2 separate regions of the Homo sapiens genome follow, and region 2 is linked to region 1. A link is an interaction called in ENCODE POLR2A ChIA-PET data of the cell type or tissue named here. Cell type or tissue: IMR-90. All regions are shown on one strand. Each heading gives the region's core, and the rest is flanking DNA. Links, peaks and the distances in the headings are about the cores only.

The links. Peaks named below come from ENCODE experiments on the same cell type or tissue, not always from the same donor. Only the 100,000 strongest peaks of a DNase experiment are listed, where the experiment ranks them.
Region 2: POLR2A ChIA-PET joins it to region 1 with 10 read pairs; 2 of 35 experiments call an interaction of 5 or more read pairs at or near these places.

Annotation. Positions count from the first base shown.
Region 1 is chr12:5,469,633-5,477,969 of GRCh38, reverse strand. The region is part of intron 1 of NTF3 (neurotrophin 3); the gene reads right to left. Among named protein-coding and RNA genes, the nearest start is that of NTF3, 42 kb to the right of the region's middle. In IMR-90, for the core only: no CTCF peak of the experiment used is centred there; a DNase peak (open chromatin) is centred at 4,739.
Region 2 is chr12:5,599,268-5,607,604 of GRCh38, reverse strand. ANO2 (anoctamin 2) reads left to right here. Exons shown (of 25, transcript NM_001364791.2): 20 at 7,976-8,121. Among named protein-coding and RNA genes, the nearest start is that of NTF3, 170 kb to the right of the region's middle. In IMR-90, for the core only: no CTCF peak of the experiment used is centred there; no DNase peak of the experiment used is centred there; H3K27me3 peaks cover 2,258 bases.

The sequences.
Region 1 (8,337 bases), core at 33-8,032:
TAAGGGTTACTTCTCCATTAGCTCTTCAAGTATTTGGGTGTCCTGTTAATGTGCATTATATCCTACAGCTAATTCCCCAGAAAGTGAGAAATCTGGAATAAGAAAAGAGGCAGGAAAATATCTGTGCTGGAACTTCCCTTTTTTGCAGTCCTGTGTCCTAAACAATGCCATCCTAAATTCTCATTATATGTGATACATTAATCTTCTCAAACATCCCAATAAAGAAGGAAATGGAGGGAAGAGGGGCAAGCAGAAATCATGCACTCCATACTTAGTGAAGGCTCACGAATAATTATAGCATCAATAGTGATGATAACTCACTTTGTCAGTACTTACTCTCTGGCAAGAACTGTGCTAAGAACCCTGCAATCACAACCTGACTTCATTCTACAATAACCCTATGACGCAGATCCTGTAGTTCACAACTTACCTGAACCCTGCGTATTATCTCATACCCTCCGTGAGATCTGGGCGAACATCCAATGATTAAACATGTTAATATTTCCACTGCAAAATTATATTCACTGAAGTGAAATAAAGACTAGCTCAATTCAGGTTAGGTTTTATAGCCAAATGAATTTGCTGTCACTTTAAGAAACGACTCTGGGTTTTCAGGGCTTTTTGGGTTTCGGAATTATAAAGAAGAGACTGGGGATGTGTATTATTCCACTTCATAAATAAGGATAGCCTGCTTGAGATCACACCATGGCAATACTATAGCTCAGCTTAGCGGAGCTGGGATTCAAACCCAGGCATGTCTGATATCAAAACCCACGTTCTCAAACACTAGGGCCATGCTGCTCATCTTCCCCACCCTGGGGAAACTAGAGAATAAAAACTCCCTACAATGGTTTTCTGAGAAGGCCAAATTAAACTGTGATTACAGACACCCTTTTTCATGTTTATTTTTTCCTTAAATAATTTTTCCTAGAGAGATGTTTTTTCCTTATTATAAAAGTAATATAATGAACTTATTGAAGAAAAATTTAAAAATACAAAAATATATCATCTATCAGCTCCCACAGGTATTATTATGGAATATTTGTGCCCAACCTTTTAAAAATAAATAAAAAAATCTCTATGCATTATAGGCGGGATGGTTTAATATACATCATTCTGGAACTTTCTTATTTCACTTACTATTACAATCTAGGCTTTCTCTCCTTATATTACAATTCTACCTAAACAAAATCTTGATGGCCACATAATATTCTATCACGTTAATTTGCCATAATTTACCGGATGACACCCCCTTGTTGGACATTTACTATTTTGAATCCTCTGCTCCCATAAACAGTGCTGCAATAAGTATCTCCATGTGCAGAGCTTACTACGGGTGTGCTATTCTCATGATCCACCACTCCAGCCACTTCCTTACCCTCTGGCCACATCTGCCCTGTGCAGCTCCAACCTCAGATCAGTTTATACATCTATTCTCCCAGCAGACACGCAGGCTGCTAAAGACAGGGAAACGCGGCCTATGAACTACTTGGTGCCCAGCAAATTGATGTTCTCAAGGATCTGCTCTGCTCAGCCCTTACTGTAGATCAACAATTTGCTCTTTTTCTCATTTCAGGTCTTCCCTCCCCTCACAGCTGCTCCTATCTCCTCAAGCCTCTTGGAACATCATACAGAGAATCCTGCCTCCTGCTGCACAGAGTCCTTCAGGTAGGAGCTCCCTCAGCTGTCTAACTCCACCTACGAATCTCCTTAGATGTATACTCTGAGGAGACCAGATACTTTATCACCTAAACTTTCAAAAGTGAAAAGGGGTGTAAGCAATAATTTTGTTGGGGTAATGGTTGCACGGTAGGACTGCCCTGGGTCAACCAGGAAGTGTGATTACTGTGAGTATAACCAGAATTTCTTCTGAGTGGCAGGGCTGACCTTATCATACTCGCTCTCCAACAGGCCCTATACTGACACTCTGGGACCCACACCCATTTCCTCAGAAACCTTCTTCCATCAGGGCCTCCATCCCAGGTGTATTTTCTCTTTTCTTTTCTTGTCTTGTCTTTTCTTCTCTTTTCTCTTTCTTTTTCTCTCTTTCTCTCTTTCTTTCTTTCTTTCTCTTTTTCTTTCTTTCTTTCCTTCTCTCTCTCTCTCTCTCTCTCTTTCTTCTTTTTTCTTTTTTGAGGCAGAGTCTCATTCTGTCACTCAGTCTAGAGTGCAGGGGCATAATCACAGCTCACTGCAGCCCCGACCTCTTGGGCTCAGGTGATGCCTCCCACCTCAGCCTTCCAAGTAGCTAGGACTACAGGAATGCACCACAAGCCCAGCTATTTTTTTGTATTTTTTGTAGAGATGGGGTTTTGCCATGTTGCACAGGCTGGTCTCAAACTCCTGGGCTCAAGCAATCCTCCCACCATAGCCTCCCAAAGTGCTGGGATTACAGGTGTGAGCCACCATGCCTGGCCCAGACATATTTTCAACCTACCCCTCCATAAAGGTTTTCCTTCCTCTGTAGATAATGTTCAGATGTTGCCAGTATTAGAGAAATGAAATAAAATAGTTGTCATATAACTTTGTAACTATCTGATCCCAGCCACATGCTGTCTCCCAGAGAGTAGAATTCCCTATGTCCATCATCCCCACCTGCACCAGGTCCCTAAAAAAACAGCCCCACCTAGAATACCATTCTTCATTTCAAAGTCAGGCAGGTGTGCCACAGCCCCTCCTCCCTCATGCTCTCTGAATCACTGGACACTCCGATCCCTCCTCCAGACGGCACCTCTCTTGGTCTTCCTCCTACCACCACCAGCACTTCCCTTGCATTCTTTCCATATTCTTCTCCAACATTCTGCTTTCCCTTCTCATCTGAGGATATGACTGTGCAATCTCATCAACCCTGCTGATGTGTAGATACGTCTATGCTCACATCTCCAGGCACAGACCTCCGTCCTATACTCCAAACCCATAGACATCCATGGGACATCCATGGCCTACTAGACATCTCCACCTGAACTGCAGAGGAATCTCAAGGGTGCTATATCCAAAGCTGAAGTCACCATCCTCCCCCAAACCCTGCTCCTCCTCCAGCCTCTCGGATTTTCTCTCTTGGGAAAAGGCAGCACCAGAAATCATGTTTGAGTCCTCTTTCTTCCTTTCTTCCCTGCCCCCACATTGAACTGATCTTTAATAATTCCAGTTGACTCTGCCTCCTCCTATTTCTCAAAATCCACCCTCCTTTTCTCTACAGTCCATGCTACCTCTTTCGCCTGGATTACTTCAATAGACTCTTAAATGGTTTCCGAGACCCTATTTTGCCCTCTCCCAGCCTTCCCTATCATTTCTTCCCCGCACTGGAATGGAATTGGGTCATTCCTCAGCTGGAGAAATTTCTGTTCTTCTCTATAACCTCCAAGATCAAGCTAAAATTCCTCAGCATTGTCTGCCCTTCATCGTCTGGCTCCTGGGTGCCTCACTTGCCAGCCTCATCTCTTGCCAGCCCTCCTCTCCCTGTGCACAGCAGCCTCAGCGAGGGACCTGGGTTTTCCAAACACACCATGTATACTCTCACCTCTGCCAGGGCTCCCCTGACAACTCCCTGTGCCAGGAAGGCAATTTCTCCCTTTCCTTCCCTGGCTAACTACTATTTGACTGTCTGAGCCTGCTCATACATCACGTCTCTGAGAAAGACTTCTCAGCACTTACCGCATTCTTTTACAACCATCCTTTTTCTTGCCTGTCTGCTCCACTTAACTGTATGCTCTCTTTTGATGTGTTTTGATATCCTTAGCACCTGCAATGGTGCCTGGCTCATGGTAGGTACTCCATAAAAGATTCCTAGAAATAAAGTCACTGGATCAAAGGGATGAAGCTCTTAAGAAGCCTGAAATATGCTTTTGTCCTGCCATCATTATTGTCAGCTCACCCTTTCACTCTCGAGTGTCCCACTTTGGAAAATAAATTCCATGCTCTCTCTTCTCTGAAGGCCTTCCATATGGATACCTGTACCCTTTAAAGGTATTTATTCAGAGCCAAGAGCAATAGACCAACTAGGGTGAATCAGAAGGGGACTGAAGATGCGCATGTGAGGCTGAGAGAGGTAGGAGGAGTTTCTGGGTGTCCTGAAGATGATGGATGACATGGGTGATCTCACACAAAACTGCATGTCAGCAACTGCAAAGGAAGGATTCAGATGCCAAAGAGAAAAATAAAAATCTCAATTCCAGCAGCCCTTGCCCACTGCCCAGAATGGCATGGTTGCCTCTCTTTGGGAATGAGAAGCAAGAAGGAAGGCAGCTCAGTAGGACATGGAGAAGGATAGCTGCACTAGGATGGTAAGGGACTTGCCCAGAACTCAGAAGCCCCTCTGGCCTGAGTCTCCTCTCTCTCACACTCCACCTACTAGACGATGATTCCCCCAGCAGGGTTTCCTGGCCCTACAGCTCTAACATACTATCAGCACTGGATTGGAAATTTTTAGGAATAAGAGAGAATGCATAAGACTGGAGAACCTGCAAATAAAAGCAAGTAGGAGTTAACATCCAGGGGACTTGTAAAAACTAGGGCAGGGACAAAATGCCCCTTAGCCACCTCTGTGAAGGCAACGTCTAAGCACGGACAAGGCTCTGGGAGGGCTTCCTACCACGTCAGGGAACTCAGTGTAGCTCTAGGTAACTACCGGATTTCAAGTTCCTGAGGGCAGGGCCCACATTTCCTTGCTATCTGCAGCTCCAGTGCCTCATGCGGTCCTAGCACAAGTTGCACAATTATGTGTGTGGAGTGGAAAGAATGTACTTCCTAGGGATGTACAAGGATCTGAGGAGGGCTGGGCAGGCAAAAGCCAATGAGAAAAGAGGCATAGGTCTCTCACAGTGGCAGAAAGAGAGGATAGCAGTCTGAGGCTTAAGTTCAGGTCTATGGGTGGGAGGAGATGTTTTTAGCAAGACCATTTAGAGACGGGCCAGGAGCTGTTTTTGAACTAAACAAGACGGGAACTCTGCTGCTGGAGCCTTTCAAGAATATATCTAGCTTGCCAGTAAAACTCAGAGAAAGTGCTCTCCTGGCCCAAAGAAAAATAATGCTGGAGAATTGTTTTCCCCTTAGGAAATTCACTGAATAATGGCTCTAGGGATAAATTGACACAGGCGTCAACATAGATATCTATGATCACTGGTTCCCTAGATCAATGCAAAAAGGCTAGCTCTGAGGCCAGCTCCTGCGAATCAGTGGTCTCTGACCCTGCCACGTCCCTCTGCCACAGCTTTCTCCCTCAGCATCACCCTCCCAGGAACACTGAGCCCAGCGGGGAGAAGACAGTTGCAAATGAGAAGAGAGACCAGCAGTGGCAGTCAAGCCAGCCTTGAAAACCCTCCTTGTCACCCGGCATTGTGAGGGATCAGCACATGTCCCCACTTAAGGCAGGCCCAGGCTGGAGTAACAGAAGCTCTGACCCAGAAAGAGGGACAGAGAGTAAGTGACCACTGGAGGGAGAAAGTGAGGGTGGCAGTGGAGGTCCCGAATGTCATATAATTCCTGACATTTATACTGTTCGTTGTATTTTAAAGTTGATCATGATAGCCCAATTCATTTCAATATGAGGACGAATATTTTCTTTATTTTAAATGTAAGGAAACTGAATCTCACGAAGGGTAAATAATTTTTCTAATGACAAACAGCCAGTAGGTGACAGAGCTAGAATTAAGCCTGCCATTCTATGATTTCTGTTCTGTTTCCCAAATGCTCATGCGCACGAGCTGCCTGCTTATACTTTCCCTTCCCGTCACACCAAACACTGCCCTTCTTTCACCCAACAAGCCTTGAGATTCTTATCCATTCCATGAGGGTAATGTCAGTGTGTAGGAATGTCAAATCATTCCCATTAATAAATTTAAAAACAAAGCTTTACGGAGCCTAATTACACAGAGATGGTAACCTTACCATTGGCCAAATACACTTCTTGCCAGGTGATGCTTTCTTGGCCAGGACCTCAGACCGCACAGTTATCAAAATGAAACCAAGTAAAAATGGACGGTGTGCAGAGGAAGGTCTTGGGGCTGCCAGGCTTGCTTTCTATGTTGAACATAAGACATCTCTGCATGAGACTCGCAGGCATGATGCACATGTGGGAGATTTGATTCTCCTCTCTCTGCAAGCCCTTTTATCACCCACCAAGAAAGAAAACTTCCAGGATGCCTGAAGCCCACTTTCTACTTTCTGCTAGGAAGAGATCTGTCTCTGGGAGACAGATATGCACGAGGAGATCTGTCCCTGACTTCTACAGAGATCCAGAAGGAAATGCCCAGTGAGCAAAGTCAAGCCACTGTCCAGAAGTCTTCCCCTCTATACAAACATCCTCATGTTAAGTTCTCACTGTTCTTCACTGCCCTCCATCCAGAACCCTTTTCTTATCTCCAAAGAAGAGCCCCTAAACGCACAGACACAGAAAGAGATGCCTGCAATAAACAGCCAGCACCGAAGCTGCCTCTCCTGAGACGCTCCAGGTGAGGGCCTGGCTTCCCTCAGCAATCCCTGCTCCAGTGCATCCAGCCATCTCCTCAAAATCTTCTTGCAATGTCAGTTCCTTTGTTTGATGTATTCTTGGAGGGAACAGAATATCTGTGCTTTAAGATTATTTTGTACATTTCAACATAGTATTGGTTTCCCAAACTCACACAGTGCTTCTGTGTGACAGATAAGGGAACTAAAGCCCGACAAGGAAAATGACATTTCTAAGGTCACCCACTAGTTGACGCTAGGAGAAATATGAATCCAGGTCTCCGGGCCCCCTGTGGATTGCTGTTTCTAAAGGCCGTCTGTTCCACATTAATAGCCCTTGAAATAGTCTAAAAAACCAGAGGAATTTCTAGTGTTAGAAGAGACCCAAAAGTCGGTGAGCCCATGTTTCTCAACAGAAATCACACTGTGGACAAATAAACTATTTCAAATGTTTATTGTAAGATCTAGTAGTAGGGGAGAAGAGAGGAGACCAGTAATGCAGAAAATGAATGGAAACTTGCATTGCCAAAAGGAAGGGTGGGAAGGAAAGGAGCTCAAAGCAGGTGTTGACAACATGTGCAGCTTCTGCGTGTATCAGTGGCTGAGAGACATACATATGTATTTCAAAATAATAGACTTTATCAGAAATCATCTGGGCCACACATTTGTCTTATGAGCAGTATTTTATAGTAGAGAGACTGCAGGCTGGGTGGCATGTTCCACACATGCATTTGACTTCATAGATAAGGGGAATGCTCTGTCTTCTGGTCTTACAGCTCTGCTGGACAGGTATGGGCAGGCCGAGCAGAGGGGAAGGAGACACAGTGCTGAATCCCACGTGAAGCTGCCACAGCAGAGATCTGGGAGAAGGCAGGGGGCACGCTCACCCAGGGACAGGAAATGAAGAGGAGGGCATGGCCCCCTGCCCTGCAGCCATGGGAAGAAGAGGTGGCAGGGGAGACTTAGCAACAGGAACTACACGGATGGCTCACTCGGGTTACAGCCAGGACTGCAAGTGGAATGCCCCAGGAACACGGATGTCCCCTTCTGCCTCAGCATTTAGACTGCGACACAGGATTCAGGAATCAAACTTCAGCGTGAGGGGGTGTTTTCCTGCTGCAAAACGTGGATGTTCTAGACACTCCCTCCTGGAGCTTGTGGCAGTTACTCCAGCTTCCTGCTCTTGGCGGAGATGAGAGAGAACTCCTGTCCTCATATCAGAGAAAGGGAAGAATCCCAGCTGTATAACTTCTTCTCATTCAAACCTCTAGGCCAGAAGTCTCTCTTAAAATGAGCTCAGGAGGCCGAGCGCAGTGGCTCACGCCTGTAATCCCAGCACTTTGGGAGGCCGAGGCGGGTGGATCACGAGGTCAGGAGATCAAGACCATCATGGCTAACACCGTGAATCCCCATCTCTACTAAAAATACAAAAAATTAGCCAGGCATGGTGGCGGGCACCTGTAGTCCCAGCTACTCAGGAGGCTGAGGTAGGAGAATGGAGTGAACCCGGGAGGCGGAGCTTGCAGTGAGCTGAGATCGCGCCATTGCACTCTAGCCTGGGTGACAGAGCAAGACTACATCTCAAAAACCAAACCAAAACAAAACAAAATACAAACAAACAATGAGCTCAGGAAAAAGTAACAGTGTCAAAGGGAAACAGGGTCCCTCTTCTTTTTTTGTATCAATACAGGGAATCTTACTGAATCAAATATGTGGGTAACTAAAAAAACAGTGGATGCCATGAGTCTAAAATTATCCCCAAATAAAACAATTAAATGTTAAAAAATACATATTTCAAAAATTGTTGTTATTTTGAAATGTGAAAGAGAGACACATTCCCTAAGATCTGTGACCTTTGAGGAAGGTTTGGTCAGTGTTTCTACATTTTTTCTT
Region 2 (8,337 bases), core at 185-8,184, 130 kb before region 1:
ACCTGCTGCTGTGTGGCCCGGTTCTTAACAGACCAAGGACGGGTACTGGTCTGTGGCCCAGGGATTGGGGATCCCTGGCCTACCAGATCTGGGTTTAAATCCAGGCTTTACAATATACTCACTGTGTGACCTTGGCAAAGTTATTCTAGAAATATTGCCATCTAACTTAAAAAAAAAAAAGGTTTTTACGTTAAAACAAAACTAAACTAAAAACCAGCTTGGATAAATGCTTAGCTATCCAGAAAACATAAAATGTGGACATCGGAGGAAAAAAGAACCATTCTTGGGGTTTCCAGGTGGCCAACATTTTACTGTGTGGCATAGGCTTTTGTGTTTAACGGTGATGCTTTGGAAGTGTTGGGACTCCAGGGAGTGAAACCGGAGAGAACAACTCAGGGACAGTCGTTTTCTCTTCTGTTCCTGGCTCAGTGGCTTTTAGTGGGCAGTACAGCTCTTATGTACCTTCAGAGCCTACATGGAATTCTTTCCCCAAGGGAGGTACATATTCATTTTAAAGGCCAGATTTGTTTTTTTTTTTTTTAAATAGAGGCAAGTCTGGGGGGTTAGATGGGTGATTGTGCTGGATAAGAATGTTTGGGAATAAAAATGTAATAAGAATTTACAATTAAAAGATTTATCATCTTTAGTTGATTCTTTACTTCTAAAAGCAATTTTCTAAGATTCTTCCAAAGAAAATTTTTAAATGTTTAAGAGTGTCTAATTGACCCTTATTAGTAGGCCAGGTAGTCAGCTATAATTTATCTCTTTCTCTGAGGGTGCAACATTCTCATTAGATTCTGTATGTGCGTGTGCACAAACATGCATGTGTGTGTGTGCATGTATGTGTATTGAAAAAAATAACATAATTTTGATGGCCTTGAGAATCTTACAATCTAGCAGGCTTCTTGAATTAGAACATTGCTTCCCACTCTTCAGTCATTTTTTAATCAACTTTTAAATTTCCCCCCATTACCTATGCAAACAGCTATTTGCATATTAGTTTCCTCCAAACCAACTTGCTTTTTAATTAAAATCCTCACATTTCTGAAATTGGAAAACTAACACCATCAGTTTCCATAAATAGGAAATGATGTGAAAAGAAATACAACAAAAACAAACCATTATTATTAAACAATCAATGACATTATTTCCTCTCCAAGGCTTTCTGACTAAGATCTGCCTTCTCTTTGTAAAAAATGAGAGTGCAAGCCCTGGCAGTTGTCAAAGGCATACCAGTAGCAAGCCAAAGATGTTTTTTCTTGATGGTAATGAGAGAGACTGAACAAGAGCAGCAAAGGAAATAACTAAATAACTCCTTCCCAAGGGCCTCTAATGAGATGCAAGGCCAAGTGCAGGATCTTCCAAAGGGTCACATGAACTGCCACCTCTACTTCTGGAAGGTGCCCCAGACAGGACCACTGTGGAAGCCCCACTCTCTGTCCAGGCATCTTCCATCAGGCAGCAGCCGCCCCCATCATTGCTAGGCCTGGCTTAGAGACCCTGGAGATGGGAAACAAAATGCTTCAAAGGGAGGCAGTAAAATGGGGTCACCGAGCACTTGAAAGGCAGCTCTGTGACTAATGCCATGATAATAGATAAAACTTGGTTGCGTGATCTGGCTTTGAATGGTCCCCACTCACACAACCCCAGGCTCTTGGGGCCTGACACAGTTGTGGCCGATGCTTCCCAGAGAGGATCGGATGGTTTTAAACATTTTGGGCCCCAGGATGATGTTCATACGCATCTCCTTCTGAGATTACTTCATACATGGCGAGCAGCGTGGCTGAATCTGATCTTGTGGTATTTATTATCTGAATCCATGGATGGGAATTTCCCTCCTCCCCTCCCTGCACCTTGCCTTTCCCATATATGTTCATGCAAAATAGACTTTGGATCCAGACTGCATAGTGCCCCCGAAACACATGCCACACCACAGCCCAACTCTTTGCTATAATTCCATCTCAAATTTAGCTCCGGTCCACATCGAAGCAAAATTGGAAATGGGCTCTTCTCATATGGAGAGGTGGGTTTTTGGTGAAAGGGTAAATGCCACCTTTTTCACGTACCACATTGTTTCCTGGGCATGCTTTGAGACAGACAGAGCAGATAGACAGATCAATACTGCCACGGTCAAAATGTCTCGCCATCTCTATTCTAACTAAAAGCTCCAGATCATATCCAAAAATAGCTGTTAAATGTACCCCTGGACACAGCTAGTAAGATTTCATAAACTTTCTGCTTTCTTTTTGTAAATGTGATAAATGTTATATTTCCAGACATAAAACAGGCTCTCTTTAAAGCCAACACGGGAGGGAGGTCTGTGTTCTCCTCAAATACAGTGGAATCTGGCCATAAATCAGAAGTTTAAGGAACAAATTTGAACCTTGTCAGGTATCAGGAAAAGGAATAGGAATACATAGCTTAGAAGTGGATGTGTTCCTCATCTTTGGTCATTTAGGGCTAGGTTCTGCCTTCTTTATTTAATGAGGCTAAAGATCTGTGGAGCCACGTCTGTAGGGACCTGTCTAGGGCCCAGATTCCTGCTGCAGGGAGGCCCAAGGTGTGATGGACACTCACCATGGTCCTGGGGTGACCCTGTGGGGCACAGGCAGAGGGAATGCTCTGAGCCTTCCGGAAAGAGTTTCTGAGACTTGTCATTAAAAAGGGACGGAAAAATAGCAAATTAAAAAAAAAAAAGAAAAGCAAGGGGGGTAACATCAAAGGAGTTACTTTAATGAGTGAGTGCATCATACGGTCGGAATCGTAATCTGAAGGTTTCCAAAAGCCCATCTGTATGTTATACAACTTCCAGGATTCCTGTTAAATTCTGCTCTGGAGGGACTTCCTTTATTATTATTTTTTTTAATGGTCACTGGGATATCCAGGAGGAAATCTGGGAATGATAAATTCACAGGACTATTTGTGGATATTTTCCCCTGCATTTGTTTTGACCTACCCACACTGGATGGGACTTTGATCACAAAGCCCCTCCCGTAGCCCCTGTGTCTTCCCTTGCCTTTGCCACACAGTCTTACAGTTGCCTTCTGTTCCCATGACTCTCCTTCTTTGTCCTTTGAAGGCTCCTTTCCCTCTATCCCATCCCATAACTTTTCTGACGCACGCTCTATCCATAGTTGGCATTGCTCATTCCTAGGGCTTCCGCCGCTCTTTCCACGATGATTCTCAGATCTCCATCAGTCCCAGATCGTTCCAGGGCTCTAGGCACAGATATGCAGTTGCCTACTGGACATCTCTACTTAGTTGTCTCGTGGGTTTCCCCACTTAGACATGGCAAGAACAACTCCTCCTCCTCCTCCTCCTCATCCTCATCAAAACTGCCTCTTACGTTGTATTCTCTATCGTAGCCATCGGCACCACCAACCACACACATGCCCTAAGACCATGAGAATCATCGCTGATTCCTCATTGTCCTTCCCTTCTGTGTACGATCCACCATCCACTTTTTAATTCTACCTCTTATGCATGTCTCAAATATATCTACTTCCCTTCATGTCCGTTGCTATCACCCCAGACTCTGCTACCATAATCTCTCGCCTGAACCACTGCATAATATGGTGTACAAGGTCTTTGATGCCATGAGCCTACACTACCTTTCAAGACTTACCTTTCATCATTTTCTTTTTTTTTTTTTTTTTTTTTGAGACGGAATCTCGCTCTTTCACCCAGGACGGACTGCAGTGGCGCTATCTCAGCTCACTGCAACCTCCGCCTCCCGGGTTCATGCCATTCTCCTGCCTCAGCCTCCCGAGTAGCTGGGACTACAGGCGCCCACCACCGTGCCCTGCTAATTTTTTGTATTTTTAGTAGAGGCGGGGTTTCACCGTGTTAGCCAGGATGGTCTTGATCTCCTGACCTCGTGATCTGCCCGCCTCGGCTTCCCAAAGTGCTGGAATTACAGGCGTGAGCCACTGCGCCCGGCCTCATCATTTTCTTGATTGTACTCTATGCTGCAAGCATTTTGAATTCCCTTCAGTCCTTTCTATGAGCCATTTTCACATTTGCCTTAGGCTGTTGCATAAATAACTCTCCCTGCCTAGAATAACCTCTTTGCCCCTCACACTCTCTCCACCTTTCTCTTTCTTCTTCTACCATCTTTCATTATTTAGTCTTAAATAGTAAGAGTAAATTATTTATTTAGTAAATTAAGTTAGTTTACACATCTCTTCCTCAAAGAGAACTTCGCTGCCTTAGGCCAGGTTAGGACTTTTATGTTCTCATAATCACTAAACTTCTCCCTTTATAACACTCTTATATTGGTCACTCTTGTTTTATTGGTCGTTATTGGTCACTTTTGTTTAAATGTCCCCATTGCCAGTGAGATTATTTCATCAAACACATCACATGTCTTATTAGTCACATTTTTTTTTCCTGGAGATGATTTCTAGGAATCCTCTGTTCTCCCGGGCAAACCAGAACTGCTCATTTGCTAAACCTTCTATAGAGCTATCAAGCTGAGTTGCTTCAATACCTTCTTTCTTTTGTGGGGTTTCTGTTTGCTGGATTCTGTATGTTTTCTTCCTTGCTTTATATCCTTGGTTGGTGAAATTCATCCTCCAGGAGCTTCATGAGAATGGATGCATGCATAAAAAGTTCATTTTTTTGAAACCTTGCATACTTAAAAGTGTCTTTAGTCTGTCTTTGACTTTCGTCTATACTTTGGCTGGGTATAGGAGTCTATGCTGAAAATTATTTGCCTTCTGAATGTAAATACATTTCTGCAGAGTCTTCTAGTGTCAAGGGCTGATCTGGAGAATTGTAACCTATTTTTGATTCCCAATTATTTGTAGAGGATCTATGTTTGTTTCTCTGGATCTGGAAGCTTTTAGAATCCTTTCCATTATTCCTAAAGTTCTGAAATCTCATGACGATATGTTTTGCTGGAGGCTTTTTTTTCACCATTATGCTGAGTGGGTCCTTCCAATCAGAAAATGCATGTCCTTCACCTCTGGGACATTTTCTTTTATTTCTTTTGCACTTTCTTCCCCACCATTGTCTCTGTCTTCTCTTTCTGATTAAGTGTTGGAGTTTCAGGCCGGGTGTGGTGGTTCGTGCTTGTAATCCTTGTACTTTGGGAGGCCTAAGTGGGTGGATCATCTGAGCCCAGGAGTTTAAGACCAGCATGGGCAATATGGTGAAACCCTGTCTTTACTAAAAATACAAAAAATATTAGCTGGGCCTGGTGGTGCATGCCTGTAGTCCTAGCTACTTGGGAGGCTGAGGTGGGATGATAGCTTGAGCCTGGGAGACAGAGGTTGAAGTGAGCCGAAATCACACCACTGCACCCCATCCTGGGCTATGCAGCAAGACTCTTGTCTCAAAAAAAAAAAGAGTTCCTAGATCAATTAATTTTTTAATGTTTTCTTTCCTATTGTCCATTTCTATGTCTGTTCTACTTTTTTTCCGAGAGATAGTATTGATTTTAATCTTTCTGTCATTTTATTGAATTCATTTCAGATCTAGATTTTTCCTGGCTCATTTTTCTCTTCAGAATAAACTTCTTGCCCCTGTTGGTATTGGGAAGTGCTAGTCACCTAGGCAACATGCGTACAGAGCCATTGGCGTCTACTGTTCCTTAAGCAGAGCTTTGACCAGTCACCACCCCCTGCCTTGGGGATACCTGGTGCCTCCAACTCCTGAGCCTTTCTGAGATTTACAGCATGAGTTGGCTTGTTTCTCTCTACCATCTTCCACTGTGAACAGTTGATACCAGTCACACAGCTTTGCTGACTCCCTCGTACACTGTCCGTCTTCCAAGATATTCATCAACATTCCTCACACACTACTATATTCATGACTATTTTCATTAATTTGTGGTTTTATACTTTTTAAAATTCATTCATTGGTATTTTAGTGGCATTTCAGAAGTGGATAAATATATGTTTATATTCAATTTTCTATGTATAATCAAAACCACTAATTTTTTACTAAAGATTTGAACACGTCGTCTGATTACTGTTCATGGAGGAGAAGTCTCACTTTGAATTCTGGTTCTAGACTTCCCTCACTTTCCTTTCTTCTTTTCTTCTCTCTCTCTTTGATTTTTCCTGCATCTTCTCCTTCTGTTCTGACTCACAGACAGGATCACAACCAGCTCACATATTTAGCTTCAGAATCTGTAGGCTCCATCTAGTTTTTTTTCAATTTTTTATTATCACAGAATTATTGCTTACTTTTTTCTTAGAAATTTTTTACTATGAAATTTTTCTTATGAAATTCTAAAGAATTTCAGCTCACTCTTTAAATCCTTCTGTGATAAAGATGATAATAGGAACAATGATATATTTGTCTATCTTTATTTATCTTGATAAATGTCTATCAGAGCATGTATCTTGGTACATGCTCTTAACATGTATCAAGCCCTAAATGAAGCATGCTGTATAGATTATGTCTTTTAACTCACCCTGTGGGCAAGTTAATATTTATTTCTCCATTTTAAAGATAAGAAAACTAAAGCTTATAGAGTTGTAATAACTTGCCCATGGACATATAGTTGGTGATTTGTGAAATCTGGTTTTATACAATTTCTGGCACCAAAGATGAGACTTTTATCCACTATACTACATCCTCTTGATAGGAAATAGGAATATTAGACCAGAAACTGATCAAAACATTATTTTGAACTATTAGATTTTCATTAGCTGTTAGAGGCACTTTCAAACAAGGATGGGATGCCTAATCATACCAGAAGTGCTCCTCTGGAAATATCTACACAGGGGTTGGGTGGTCTTGGGTGAAGAATGTTGGGGGACATGGGGAGGTTCCTACATCCAGATGAAGCATGGACTTCAAAATCCCGTTTAAACACTTCAAGTCTTTGATTCTTACCATTTTACTGTCTCCCAACTATTAGGTTGCTGCTTAAAGTAATTGCAGTTTTTGCCATTAAAAAGTAATTGCAAAAACTGCAATTCCATTCCCTGTACATTGTGCATCAATGGGAAGTATGAAATAACTCCACCCTAAGGTGTATTTTAGCATTCGGTATTAAAAATAATAACAGGTATCATCTATTCAATGCTTACTGTGTCCAGATATTGTGCTAAGGACTGTATAAACATTGTTTCACTTAATTCTTATTTCAACCCTGAGAAATTGGGCCATTATTATCATTCTACACCAAAAAAGTCCTGAATGTAGTTGTCTTAGTCTGCTCAGGCTGCTGTAACAAAATGCCATAGGCTTAACTGACAGAAATTTATTTTCTCATAGTTCTAGAGGCTGAAAGTTTCAAGATCAAAGTCGAAAAGGGTTGAATTTCTGATGAGGGCTCTTCTTACAGGTAGCTGCCTTTTCTCTGTGTCCTCAGATGGTCTTGAGATATCCCTTTCTCTCTTCCTCTACTCATAAAGCCACCAATCCTATTGAATTAGGACCCCACCTTTTTGACCTTATTTAATCTAAATTACCTCCTAAAAGTCATATCTCCCAATACAGTCACATTGGGGATTAGAGCTTCAACAAATGAATTTCAGCAGACATCATTCAGTCCATAGTAGTGGTGGGCAATGTTTAGCTTGGTTTTAATGGAAAGATGATGCTATTAATGTTATTGAGACCTGAAAAATGTTTCACCTAGGAGGAGAACAGACCTGTGTTCCCCCATGAAGAGGGTGGATAGATCACCTGTTGGACAATAGGACTGGTGCCGTCTCAGCATTGGCAGGAAGGGCCAACTCTCTTGTTGCTTGTCAGACAGCAGGAAGAATTCAAAAGTATTTTGGGGTTTGAAGAAACCTCATCCTTTGTGGAGGGAGTCTGCACGATCTTTATAAAGGACTTCCTCAGGTTGCCTTTAGGAGAAAAGTAGTCTCTTTAGTGTCTCTCTATCTCTACTTGTTTTTGGATCAGAGATGGCTTTAGTGTCAAAACTTTTGTGTTCTTTTTCTTTTTTCTGTCTGCAAAACCAACCCTGTTCTCCAGAGGCTTTTTGTAACTTAATCCATTTCTTTTCCAGGAAGCTAAAGAAACTATTTCGAAAGCTGAAAGATGAGACCGAAGCTGGAGAAACTGACTCTGCCCATTCGAAACATCCAGAGCAGTGGGACCTAGACTACAGCTTGGAACCATACACAGGACTGACTCCGGAGTACATGGAAATGAGTGAGAACCCATGGTCCTGCCTTCCACTGGGGGCAGGTTCAGACAAGGGGTCTGTGGGGTTGAAGGGGGAAGGTAGGGGATTGGGGAAAATGACTGGGACAGCCTCTGCTTCTTCATGAGCTTCATGGCTATTCAGTGTTCCCTTCAGTGCCACATGAAAGTTGAGAAGAATGGGGCAGAAAGAGACCTGGGAGGAGAACCTGGAGCAGCTCAGTC